3 separate regions of the Mus musculus genome follow, and regions 1 and 2 are each linked to region 3. A link is a contact called in ENCODE Hi-C or POLR2A ChIA-PET data. All regions are on one chromosome and are shown on one strand. The core of a region is the stretch at or near the end of the contact, and the rest is flanking DNA. Distances in the headings are between cores, read along the strand shown. Region 1 holds the start of Sf3b3 (splicing factor 3b, subunit 3). Region 2 holds the start of Exosc6 (exosome component 6). Region 3 overlaps St3gal2 (ST3 beta-galactoside alpha-2,3-sialyltransferase 2).

What was found. A loop is a pair of places that touch in the nucleus more often than their neighbours do. ChIA-PET counts read pairs that join two places held with the same protein, here RNA polymerase II (POLR2A).
Region 1: POLR2A ChIA-PET joins it to region 3 with 27 read pairs in embryonic stem cell. The contact joins the promoter of Sf3b3 here to the enhancer-like site in region 3. A Hi-C loop is called at or near these places in 7 of 37 maps with a recorded cell type or tissue (T-helper 1 cell, T-helper 17 cell, left cerebral cortex and 1 more). POLR2A ChIA-PET finds 5 or more read pairs at or near these places in 3 of 5 experiments (all embryonic stem cell).
Region 2: POLR2A ChIA-PET joins it to region 3 with 16 read pairs in embryonic stem cell. The contact joins the promoter of Exosc6 here to the enhancer-like site in region 3. A Hi-C loop is called at or near these places in 6 of 37 maps with a recorded cell type or tissue (T-helper 1 cell, T-helper 17 cell, left cerebral cortex and 3 more). POLR2A ChIA-PET finds 5 or more read pairs at or near these places in 4 of 5 experiments (Patski and embryonic stem cell).

Annotation. Positions count from the first base shown.
Region 1 is chr8:110,843,998-110,848,254 of GRCm38, reverse strand. Sf3b3 (splicing factor 3b, subunit 3) reads left to right here and starts at 1,452. Exons shown (of 26, transcript NM_133953.2): 1 at 1,452-1,580; 2 at 3,656-3,792. The coding sequence starts at 3,723. It overlaps Cog4 (component of oligomeric golgi complex 4), which reads right to left and starts at 1,231. Exons shown (of 19, transcript NM_133973.2): 1 at 1,046-1,231. The coding sequence starts at 1,204.
Region 2 is chr8:111,054,430-111,058,463 of GRCm38, reverse strand. It overlaps Exosc6 (exosome component 6), which reads right to left and starts at 2,125. Exons shown (of 1, transcript NM_028274.4): 1 at 800-2,125. The coding sequence starts at 2,093. The coding sequence ends at 1,272. Aars (alanyl-tRNA synthetase) reads right to left here. Exons shown (of 21, transcript NM_146217.4): 20 at 3,842-3,955; 21 at 2,895-3,445. The coding sequence ends at 3,260. It also overlaps a transcript of Gm38523 not described here.
Region 3 is chr8:110,969,074-110,973,408 of GRCm38, reverse strand. It overlaps St3gal2 (ST3 beta-galactoside alpha-2,3-sialyltransferase 2), which reads right to left. Exons shown (of 7, transcript NM_009179.3): 5 at 4,176-4,221; 6 at 3,746-3,865; 7 at 912-3,307. The coding sequence ends at 3,134. Among named protein-coding and RNA genes, the nearest start is that of Gm51551, 18 kb to the left of the region's middle. Within about 2 kb of position 3,073, at least 1 of the 3 ENCODE cell types and tissues checked has a DNase peak (open chromatin) inside an H3K27ac peak, as active enhancers do.

The DNA of each region.
Region 1 (4,257 bases), core at 203-2,702, 120 kb after region 3:
AACTCTCTTTTCCTCTATTCAGAGCGCTTTGAGAGCTGCATGACATTAATCCCAGCACTTGAGTGACAGCGGCAGGCAGATTACTGAGTTCACTGCAAGCCTGGTCTACATAGTGAGTTGCAGGCCAGGTAGGGCTAGATAGTTAGAGCCTATCTAAAAAGAAAAAAAAAAAAAGTTCCCTGGGAAAAACAGCTGCCAAGGTTTTTAGGTGAGAGGTTACATCTTCTGACTTGCAAGGAATCCATCCACGAACTGACAGCACCAGACTGCCATGGAAAAGAAACAAACGTATATAAAGAGATATAGCATGCTATTAATAGAAAGGAAGCCGAATCCTTTCCACACCTGTTACTTGATTGACCACACATCCGAGGTACAAGAGATGAAATCACTTGTCCGAGACCAGACAGCTGCGCCTTAGTCTTAAAACTTCAAAGTCCTAACAGGGAGATTTCAAACTTCTAGGGAGTTGTGAGCTCGCCTATAATGCCAGTAGCTTGAGAGGTTGCTCTAGGAAGGTAGCCAATTTGAAGACAATATGGGCAACACCGAGGCCGTCTCAAAATAAGAAAACATCCAAATGCCTACACTTAACTGAAATGCTAAAAATACACACATAATCATTTCTTCCAAGAGAAAAAGTCTTAGACCTTCAAGCTAAATAGAAAGGAACTTCTCCTTTAAATGAGTCGAGAAGAAACTTTCGTAACTTTTCACTTCCCAAGCCAAAGCAATTCTTATTCTGAAGTCAAGCCAATTCGGTATACACATATGTATGTGTGCATGTAATACATACATGTACGCGCACACACACACACCACTTCCAGTTTTACTCGTCAGGGAAATCAATACGGAGGCAGACCAAGGAAGTAGTCCAGGTAACAGGTCAAATAAGCTTGAGTAGAACTGACAGGTGTACCCAAATGCCCAACTACATTAAAGCCTCTTGGGAAGCTGCTTTCTCGTTTTCCCTGGTAAAGCGATCGACACCCGTGATGCCCTCTGCCACCGGATCCTCCAGGAAAAAGGAGGTTCAGCTCCCCACCTCCTCGCCACAGAGTCGTTCGTACACAGCTTCCAGCTCCTGCAGCTCTGTCAGAGAGCGAATGAGCTCGGTGGAGATTTCGGAGCAGTGTCCTCCTCCCACCCCCTCCGGTGGCGGAGGAGCTCCTGACAATTTCAGCGGAGACTCCACCTCCGCCATCTTGGCTCCCGGTGGGCGCTTCCGGGCTTGCGAGGTCCCCTCTGCGTTGGCGCGGTGACCTTTGGGGCTGCCCACAGATATGCCCGATCAAAACCATTGGAAGTCTATTTTTAAAACTAACCTTCTATTTTACAGAAAACTTACCGTAACGTATAAATTTTAGATAACTCATTAGTCTTCAGGTGCAAGATGAAAACATCCCAAATTTACATCTATTTATCAGGCGGGGGCTAGATACCTTTTTCCCGTCGCGCGGCACCCGAAGGCCCGTCTTGAAGGCTAATGGCGGACGCCGGCGGATCGGCAGTGGCGGTGGCTTAGGCCTTGAAGCGATTCAGCATCCGTCGGGTACCGAAGCCATCCTTCTTGCAGCAGGGTAAAGAAGTGGCCTCCCAGCTTCTCTGTCGCGGAGGAAGTGGAGAGCGCTCATAGGAGAGAGCTGCCCGGCACCTCGGCCGGAGCCGCAGGGGCAGTTTTAGGCCCGAGAGGTTCGGTAGGCGTGAGGTTAGGGAAATGCTTGCCGTGGGCAAATGGCCTCGTGGACTCTTCGCCCACTTGTGTCTTCAGAGTGGGAACGAGTCCTTTAAGGCTTGCGAGTTTAACGTGGTGGCACACTCGTGTATTTCCACCACGCGGGGGAGGTTGAGGAAGTGGGAGTCCCACCGAGGCTGCATAGGAAGACTCGAGATTGAAAGACTATTCAATCAGCAAGGGGTAAAAATTCTGTTTGTTCAAAATGTGCAACTATCAGAAACCGCCCGGGAGCCGGGGATCTGGTTTGAACTTGTGCATTTGGTAGTTAGGCAAAATGTTGTTTCTCCTCTGAACCTCTGTTTACTGTAAAAGAAAGAAAAAAAAAACCCGAAGGCTAATAGTACCCATTTGAAGACTGTGCAAGATAAAAAGGAGGTGATGGTGGAACCGGAGATTATAGGCAGAGGCGGGGGAGGAAGCTTTCCACGGTTTGGCTGTTACGGTTACCTGATACCGGATATTCCTCCAGGAAGCACCTCTTCAGTAAGCCAGGAGATCCGTTTGTTTTGGTGTTGAGTGAGTAGGTGCTCATTTTAATCCTCCAAACCTAATGGTAGAGAGCACTTGCCCAAGGCCATAGGTTTCCTTCTCGTAGCCTCAAACACGAAATTCTGCATACAGAGCCTTACGAGGCAAGGTACCATCTTCCCCCCTGTTAAAGCAAATGTCCAAAGTCATAACATCACGTTCGCTGCTTATGGTGCAGCCGGAACTCATCCGTGACAGCCTTGTAAATTGTGAGGTCCTCTACCCTCAAGCTGCCAGTGCCAGTTCAACCTTTAGGGATAAGCCTTAGAGATATTAGTTTATTAGGTATTTTAGGACTAAATCTTAGAGGTATAACTTCATTTGCTTATATGTAGCGTTAACAGTTTCGCTAACTGAATTATAGTGTAGGCATTGAGTAAGATTCTCGGTATCTGTAGCAGAAAGCTGTCTTGTTGGTTTCTCAAAAAAATTCATCCTTTGGTTAAAGACAGCACATAAAATATGCAATAAATATATGTTCTTGAACATGCACATATATAAGCATATGGAAAGATGTAAGTTTGGTAAGATTTATAACCCAGAGAGAGAATGGGGTCTCTGGGAAATGAATCTGAGGTTTTTAGAGCCTTGAATAATGTGGATGTGTAGACCCTTGAACTACAGCTAACTGTAGGTTCTCATTTGTCTGGCAAAAAAAAAAAAAAAAAAATCACAAAAGGCACGTTTGTTAATTGAGCAAGTTGTAGGTTCTGGCATTTAACCACTTGCTCTATGTTGTCCAACTGATAGGATTTTTGAGCTTAGGGTTCCCTTGACCATAAGAAGTTTGGTTTTGTTTGAGACCGGGCCTCTCTTTGTATCATAGGCTGGAACTGAGTGTGTGACTCAGGCTGGCACTGAACAGAGTGATTCTCTTTCCTCTGCCTCTCGAGTGCTAGGATTACAGAAGAGAGCCATGATTCCTGTCTTTTTTTTTTTTTTTTTTTTTTTTTTTTTTTAATACCTAAAATGGGTGTTGCTAGGTGTAGTGGCACACACCTTTAATCCCAGTGCCTGGAGGCAGAGGCAGGAGGATCTCTGAGTTCCAGGATAGCTATTTCTGAATTGTCCATTCTGGAATTCACTGCAGCTTATACTTATCTTACACTTGCAGATATCCTCCTGCCTCGGCCTATTGAGTGTTCATGCCAATGTGCAGGCTTTCATAGAATTCATGTGAAATGAAAAGCAAAAGATGTAGTATCCTAGAACGGTGCCCACCATATAAGTGGTGGTGTATTTTTCCCCTCTTGAGACTGCAGCCCGGGCCTCTGCGAGCTTAGGAGGCACGTCGAGAAAGCACTCTTAGCTCTGCCTGTTCTGATTTCAACAAGAAGTTCCCAGACAGGGCTTCTTTTAAAAACAACAATTCTGTTTTTGTGTCCGTAGTCTGCTTTGCCTTGAAACCGTTGCTGTAACCAAGAGTTGACTGAGGGTCACAGCTTTGCTTGTCACCATGTTTCTGTACAACCTGACCTTACAGCGGGCCACTGGCATCAGCTTTGCCATCCATGGCAACTTCTCTGGTAAGTGCTACAGGTAGTGTTTTTGTGGATGGAAGTGAGTTACTATATATTTTGCTTGTCTTTTGTCAAAATGTTTCCCATTTACAAGAAAACAAATGTTGGTGTGTGTGGGGTTTGTGTTAAATTCTCGTGTATTATCTGTCACTCAGTTTCAGGGGCGTATCTTCCCAAATTGTGTGAGACGTGAGCTTTGTAAGTCACGGTAGTCACACTTTAGTCTAAAATGGCCTCTCCTGGTAGTCCTCTTCCAGCTTCCCAGAGCTGGTTCTTAATTTGACATCAAATTTGATATAAAGAATATGGGTGTCATAGTTGATGCCTGTAACCTAACACTCTGGAGGTGAGGTACTACTACTGTGAGCACGAGTTCTGGCCAGTCGGAGCTTGAGGCTAGCCTGAGATGCATTGTTTTGTTTTGCTTTGTGTTTCAAGACAGATTTTTTTTCTGTGTATCCCTGACTGTAC
Region 2 (4,034 bases), core at 876-3,375, 86 kb before region 3:
CACCTGACAGGGCCCTGAACCCAGTGAACACTGTTGGCTCTCACAAAATGAAGGTTGCTTCCTTGCCCACGCACCACTAAACTTGGTAGTGTGTCAATTTTTCTGCAGCCACAGTAGTGAAACACACTTGCATCCCTACAGTGACACCAAGCTGTAAGGTTGTGTGTGCTAACCTAACCAACCTCTTGTGCTGGGATTAAAGGCGTGTACCACCACCACCCAGCCAAAATGTATACTTTTTTCTTGACACTTATTAAGTAACCCCTTACTTAATAAGTGCCACACAGCTTCCTCCAATTCAACCCTAAGTGAAGAAAAGCCCCTATAATCCTGGTCAGGCCCGCTCTGCCTTATGGAATAGCCAGGCTGTAAGCGATGCCACAGTATTTAGGTGGTCCCCATTTGAGTAGTCCATTGCTGCACTGAGCCTTAGTGCCAGGAGCCAAGCCTGGACAGGACACCAGGATGGGACTGGGCGTCCTTCCAGAGCATAATCCTTCAGTTACCCAACTCCTAGACATGATTTTGTCCTAAAGGAAAGGATAGGGGGGCACCAGAACTTCTTTTAACTCTCTCCAGTTCCCTCCCCCCACCCCCAAAAAACAGGGGTTTCTGTGTGTAGCCCTGGCTGTCCTGGAGTCTCCTCAGACTTATCACCTCAGCAGCTGCCCCAGACAATGCTCCAGGGCACGAGGTTTCTCCTACAAAGCACATCACCCCTTCTTAGTTACAGTGGGCTAATATGAACACTTAAGGCAGTAATGACTCGGAGCCCTTGAAAACACAGACTCAACACACACCCAGTTCAGAACAGCATTGTTTCTAACTCTAGTATCAAGAAAAAACACAACAGATGTATTTCCAGTCATAAAATAGTTTTTATGTTTTACTCTGAGTAGTGAGAAGGCAAAGTCCCCTGGTCCATCCTCTCAAAAGAATCAGTTTATTATGTATTGGAGCCAATGGCTGGCCTGCACTGGGTCCATCTCCTACAAGACCATAGCCCCTTATCTCATTTACTAGGTAAATCCAGCCCAAGTCCTTTCCAACTTGGGAGTATGGCTGCTTTCAAATCTCTCCAACTGGATCGTGTTTCCAACGGCCTTTTAAACCTTTCCAACAGAGCTGTCCAGTGCTTTGGTTCTGTGCGCCCAACTGCCCCACTCTTCGTTTCTCAGCTCTGCGGAGTCAGGCGACCATCAGCGCTTGGTCCTTTAGGGAGAGAAGGGCGATAGCAGTCCTCGAATCCTCGTCGCTCCGGTTTTTTCCAATCAGGGTGGGGCGGCGGCACCCCTCCGGCGGGCAGCCCGCACCAAACACTGCTGCAGCACTGGGTAGAGGCGCTGGCAGCCCTCCAGGCCCAGGCGCACAGCATCGGTCCAACTCTCAGTCTGCCCGCCTTCCCCACTGCCCAGTAACCCGGCCACCTGATTGAGCACAGGCATGAGGGCCACCGTGAGACCGGCCGCGGAGTGCTCCTCCTCCAGCCGCGTGGGGTCCAGCAGCCAGGTCGGGGAGGGTCCCGGGGTGAGGCTCAGGCCGCAGCCCACCACCAGATCGTACATCTCCACTCCCGCGTCGGCCAGGGCGAGCGCGGCCGCGGTGAGCGCCGCGGCCAGCGCACAGCCGCCGTCCTCCAGCAGCAGCGCCGACACCTCGAGCTGAGCACGCGGGTAGCGCCCCAGGCGCACGGCGGGCTCCAGAGCCTCCTGTAGCGCCAGTCCCAGCTCGCGATCCTCCCCGCCGCCGCCCTGGGGCGCGCGACGCCGGCGACCGGAGAAGGGAGCGCGGCGGAAATCGCAGAGCAGGCGACCCCGGAGGGCAGCGGGAGCTTCCCCGCCCGCTCCCGCAGGGCCGCTGCCGCGCTCGCCGCCCTCGGCCTGCCGCGGACCGGACACGGCGCACAGCACCTTGGTCCCGCCCGCCTCCAGGTAGGCGGAGCCCTTGGCCTGGCTCAGCAGCCCGGCGCGCGCGTACACCGGGCGGAGCCGCGTCGGGTCGCGAGCAGCGGGCGTCTCGTCGTCTTCGGCCGCGTACAGCTGCGGCGGCTGAGACTCCTCCGGCCCGCGGATGCGGCGATGGTCTCCCGGCATGGCGGCTACCGGCGTGCGAGCTACTTCCGCCTGCTGGGCTGCCCTTGCGCACCCGGCTCTTCCGCTCGCTTAAAGATGCGCGCCCGCGCAGAGCCTATCGGGAGAGCGGTAGGTGTGCGCGCTGCCACCTAGCGGAGTGGAGGAAGAACGGCGAGGTATAGCTGGACTCCTATGCTGGTACTTTAGCTAGTCCTAAGGAACGGATCTGTTGTTATTCCTAGAAGTTTGCATTCAGACTGTTTCACATAAGCTTGCCCAAGGTGAGAGGTTTTTGTTTACTCGTGCAATTAGTCCTCTGGCTGCTTCAACACTTGTTTAATAAATGGACGGTATCTCTCTTTGTACAACTAGATATTTCTAACACTCTGAGGAACTGTCATAAGCAGACAGTATCTCTGCTTCCAGACCCTGCTGTTTGTAGATTCATACAAATTGCATTTTAGGGCTGGGCCAGGGTCTTGAACCTACTTTAGGTTAAAGCAGTAGGGGTGGGGCAGTTAGTAGGACACACCTACATGTTCATACTGCCTATATCAGTTGTCTGACCTCATATCAGCAGCCTCAAACAGGCATGTGGACAGGCATGGTGGAGGTTGTCCTAAGAGACTAAGAACAGTGGTTCTCCACTGGAAGCAACTCAGAATTATTTTCCTCCACCCTTCTATTGAATTTCCTGAACTTTCAGGAGTCTGGGAGTCTATTCGGTGATACCATCAACCAGAAACAGGCTGGAACCGTAACAGATATACAGGAGCCAGGGCTCACCTCAGGACAAGAAGCAGAGCGCATGACATCACCAAGTATTGCACATGGTCCTTTTTATTTTCTGCAGAGAAAAGGCTTCCTTCCTCTGCAGACCTAAAGCCTCAGGCTGGCAGAGTGACCTCATCTAGATGTGATCATGACGTTAAAAAGCATTCCTGGGTAGTGATTTTAGACAGATGGTGCTGACATGAATGGGCTCAGAGCAGTAATGGAGGGGGGCAATGAATCACAGGACAGCTCCAGGCGTGTTCCCATTACCGCTGGATCAGGACGGACAGGGCTGCTGAGAGGTCCCATGACTCCAATGTCTTCGTGGCGGGAGGAGAGCTCCTGGCTGAATTCCCGCCTTCGGACATGTCTGGTTGATGGCGAGTTGCTTTCCCGAGAGGGCTTCCCTCCCATCAGTTCTTCACATCTCCCAGACGGAGCTGGGCAAAGGAGGTAGCCAGCTGCAGTGCTTCCTGAAGGCAGCCCACGTTCTTGCCTGTGGCCTGGGCGGACATGTCCTTGCCACCGCCTTTACCATCCATCAGGCCTGAAACCTGCTGGACCCACTCGCTGGCTTTCAGTCCCCGGTTGGCTGCATTCTAGGAGATAGGAGGGGAAAATGGTAGTCAGAATGGGATTGAGGGGGGAATGGCAGGCGCCCCCAACATCCATTTGTATCATGTGTGATGCTACCACAGACTAACACTATAGCTGGCACAGGAGAGCAGCTATGGCTACTGCCAAAGTGAGGACAGAGAGCAAAGCCAGGCATTAGCCAGGAGTGAAGTCTTTCACCAAAAGAAAGCCCGAGGGGTAAAGGTGCCGCAGGAGGCGACAAATGATAGACAGATCAACAGTTTCTAGTGAGGACTGCGTGCACACAAACAGTCTTGGCAAATGCTGTGAAGAAGCCCTCCTTGAGGAGCCACAGGCAGGGTTTCCCACTGGCATACGGGTTTGCAGGCTTTTAGACTGGGACTGTGGGAAGTTCTGACCTGGGGAACCTGGCACAAGCACGTGATCTTGCCAGCCTCATTGTCCACCGTGAACAGCATGGCAGATGTCTGAGGAGAATGCGTCTTGAAAAGCTTCAACGCTTCATTCAGGGCCTGTGGGGAGAACCTCAGGTTAGGTCACTGGCAAGGGAGCCCTGCTTTCTACAAGGGAAGCTGAGAACTCAGCCCTCAG
Region 3 (4,335 bases), core at 1,824-4,323:
TGGGGGCTACTGAGATGGCCCCAGCCCCCCTCCCTTTTAAATGGTTAAGAGCAGTGACTGCTCTTCTGAAGGTCCTGAGTTCAATTCCCAGCAACCACATGGTGGCTCACCACCATCTGTAATGACATACCCTCTTCTGGTGTGTCTGATGACAGTTACAGTGTACCTACATATAAATAAATCTCTAAGAAAAAGAAAAAGGGAGGGGGTGGGATGGCACACTCCAGCACTTTCAGAGCAAAGGCAGAAAGGCCTCTGGTTTTGAGGCCAGCCTAGTCTGCAAAGCGAAACCCTGTCTCAAAAAAGCAAAATTAAAGCCACATGGCAGGCCATCTCTGGTCTAAGAATGGAGTAAAAACAGCTCATCCCAGACCATTGCTGTTTCTACCCAGCTACCCTCGTGCAATCCTGATAGGTTTTATGAACATAAAACTCTACATGCTGCCTTCCACATTGGTCTCCTATCTATTTTAACAGAACAGCCCTGCCCCAGTCTCAGAAACCATAATCACAGAAGAGTTAAACGACCAGAGGACAAAACTTATGTATCTGATGTCTGTCAGTTTTTTTTGTTAAATAGCATATACCCTGGAACCCACGAGGCAGAGCTGATGGATCTCCTAGGAATTTGAGACCAGCCTGGTCTACAGAGCATAGGTACAAGACAGCTGCTCTCTCAGAAAATCAACACTAGTTTAGTGTACCTCCTCAGCCTCGCTAAGACTGCAGGGATGAATCACAGCAGCTGGGGTGGGGGAAGGTAATCCATCTGTACTGTGATGATGCACACCTGTAGTCCCGACACTTGGGAGGCAGAGGCAGGAGGATTTCTGAGTTCCAGACCAGCCTGGGCTACACAGAGAAACCTTGTCTTGAAAAGACAAGAAGTACTACTTACTACCTGTGGGTTTGGTTTTTTTTTTTTTTTAATTTAGTTCTAAGATCCATACGACCTATTTTAGTGAGTAGTTTAAGGTGCAGACCCAACATTCCCCCCTGTTTTCCAGTTACCCTACTGAAGTTTAAGCATTTATCCTTAGTGACAGGCAAAACTCAGAGAGGCACTATCTGCCCTCCGCAGCTCTCCCAGAGAACTCTTCCTTTGCATAGCACTTTGTACTGGCAACAAGCTGTGGGCCACACAGCACGATTGGGCTAAGCAGAAAAATGTCAGAACTCGTGAGAGAACTCACTAGAGATTTTTTGCTCCTTTTTTTCCCCCTTAAGAAAGGTCTCATGTAGCCCAGGTTAGTTTGAAAGTTACCATGTAGCTGAGGCTAGCCTTTAACTTCTTTTCCTGCCCCTCAGCCTCTCAACTGCTAGGATTAAGGGCACATGCCACCATGCCTGACATAATAAGTTGATTTTTTTTTTTAAACCATAATACTCAGAGTCCTTAGGGGGGACTTCAGTGAACAGAGCCCATGAACTAGACTCCTCAGCCGTAAGAGGGTATCAGAGTTGTGTTGTTCTCCCAAACACCCTTACCTCCTTAGACACCTAGGATGGTGCAGTTCAGAACAGATGAGTGACTCTATGGGCTTTGTTCTTTTTAATTCAGGGAAAGAAACGGAAGGGAAAGTTGAATGTTTAAATAACTCTAGAAGAAAAAGATGTAGATTCTGGGACCTACCTTTTCTAGAATGGGGATTCATGATTTAAACAAAACAAAGGGAAGAAAAATAAATTACTCTTCTCAATACTGTTTGGCATAATTGCATTGCTTTCCCGTTTCTCATCACAGCAGCTTGAGAGCAGAGATGAGACAGGCAAAAACTGGAACGGTGACTATGTGCGATGGTTCGAGCCCTGAGAGGTTCTGCTATACGCCCCTCCCTTTTTTTTTTTCCTCCACCCGTGCTTTTGAAACTGGGAAGGAACAGACTCGAGCAAAGTTCTCCATGTATTAGTTTTTAGGGTTGTTGCCTCATCCCAAACCTCTTAACACTCTCCCTTATGTGTGACTGTCCCCCAACCAGGCTGCTTGGTAATGTGAACTCATTAAGAATGGGAAATATTTATGTGGACGCTGCAGCAGGGACGTGTTTTCTGCGGCCTGAGACATTCACTGAAGCCCTTTCTCCCAGTGAACCTCAACTGTGACCAAGTCATGCAAGTAGCTTCCAGTTGTAACCCCTGATTCTTGACTGAGCGGCCCTTCTGGAGCTGGAGAGTAGGTTAGAACAGGCGAGTAAGCAGGGTAAAGGTGCGGACAGGAGGAGGCATGCAGGGCAGCCACCAATCCGCTCCTCCCCAGCAAAGCTCCGAGCCATCTGCGCGAGGCCCCGCAAACAATTGTCAAGCAATCTTGGTTGGATCGCCATCCCTGGCAGCTTGAGGGTAACTAAAGCATGAGTCCAAAGCAAATCCTACCCCCAAGCAAGAGGCTGCCTGCTCCTCTTTGGGGTGACAATGAAAGAAAACGGTACATGCTCAGGGATCTCCTTTCCAGCCAACTGTCCAACCGTGTTGCTCTCTCGCGCCTTAGGGCTAAAGACACGGGTCACGTGTGGGAGAGCAAAAGCAGCCGAGTCAGGGTGGTCTCACTTTGTCTCCGAATCAACAGGTGAGCTGGAGAGGAGGCCCAGGACCTAAGGACAGACGCTGAGAAGGTGGTAGGAGACAGGAGTGAGGGCACATGTGAGAGAAGCACCTTGCATGTGACCCGGTGAAGCTTCCTACCCGTTCCTGACACTAGTGAGGCCCTAGGGAGATCAACCCAACAGGGGGTGAATTCAACCCCCTACTACCTGGTGCGCCACGGAAAGCCCTGGAGAGTGTCTCACCGGAACCACATTTCTTTGGATGGCTTCACTCACCCACCCGGCCTAAGCTGGAAATGAGCAGTTCAAGGCGCTCCTGCCCAGCCCCAGACCCGCCTCTTAAAAAGCATCAAAATTCTTATCCAAAGCAGGTTTAGGGGAGGGGGTCGAGGCCCGCCGCCTCCCAAGGCCATGATTGGTGGAGACGGCGGCGCCGGAAATTCTCCTTGAGTTGCGTGATTGGCTAAGAAAGAAGCTCCTCCCAACTGCAGCACTGATTGGTTGCTGGGGACGGCGCAGTCTGATTGGTGGGCTGCAACCGGCGCTTGCCGGACCCAGAAGTGACTGGTTCTGAAGGCGCTCAGGGCCGCTCAGTTCCCTCGGTAGACCTCGATCTTGCTGGCCTTGGCCAGCATGTCGATGATGTGGGCTTCGAAGTCGGCGTCATGCACGCCTGTCTTCCGGAACTCGCCCGCGTACCGGTTGTTCTCCCAGTAGTGGTGCCAGTTGCCTCGACTGTCGGCCCCGAACCCATACACGTTCACCTGTGAGGAGGGTGGCACAGGGGTCACTGGGAGTCGGGGGCGTGGTTGGGGACACCCAGGCCTGACATAAGGGCACTGACTCAGAGGGGACTTCTGTCTCTTTCTCATTTGTGTTTCGCTTTTTCACGACTGGGTCTTATGTAGCCCAGGTTGGCCTCAAACGCTGCTCCTGTCTCAAACTCTCCGTATCTGATTACAGGTGCCACCATGACCCTGCTAAAAATGTGCCTTTTAAATGAAGTAGTTTTGTTAGTAAATCTTAAAAGGTAATGACGATGGGAAATGCAAAAATATTGTTTATAGGAATAACAGATATGAAAAAACATGGTTTCTGTTTACAAAAACTACTTCCCGGGAACCACAGCTAAGATGGGGAAAGGGCTGTTTCCTCTGTTTATGGTTCTCCTAATTCTGCTCTAGACAACACCGACTGCCTACCTCATCACACACATGTAGTGCAAAGAAGAGCACCAGCATTCCTGTGGAAGGGTAGCGCCCGTGGTGCTCGGTCCACCTGTCGTGAATGTACTTGAAGAAGGCTGGGTTGTAAATCTGGACCTGCAAGGAGAGAAAGGTACATGAAGGGCTTGGAGGTCTGGAGATTTGGGCCAGGCTCTGAACAGCTTCTAGCAGTTCCTCGGGAATGCAGCACATGGGTATTCCTAGGTTCTTGTGTTCATTGTAGGGGTCAGGCATACCAGCAGATGCAGATCCCACACCTGCCCCCTCCCCCTGCACCCCCAGGACAGGATTTCTCTTGGGTAGCTCTGGCCATCCTAAAACTCACTCACTCTCTTGGCATCGCTTGAATAAGCCAGCATAATTTCCATGGTGGTGAGAGTCAAAAGACAGGGGGTAGAGAACTTACCTTCTCTTTGTCCACTCGAAGGAAGGACTTCACTGGGGCATAGGTGCTGCAAGAAAACAGGAAAAAAAACCTTTCAGATGGCAACACATTTGCTCCTGATGACCAAATAGTGACACCCTCACAATTTCTAGACTGACCTATTCCCGTTGCATGTTCGCCA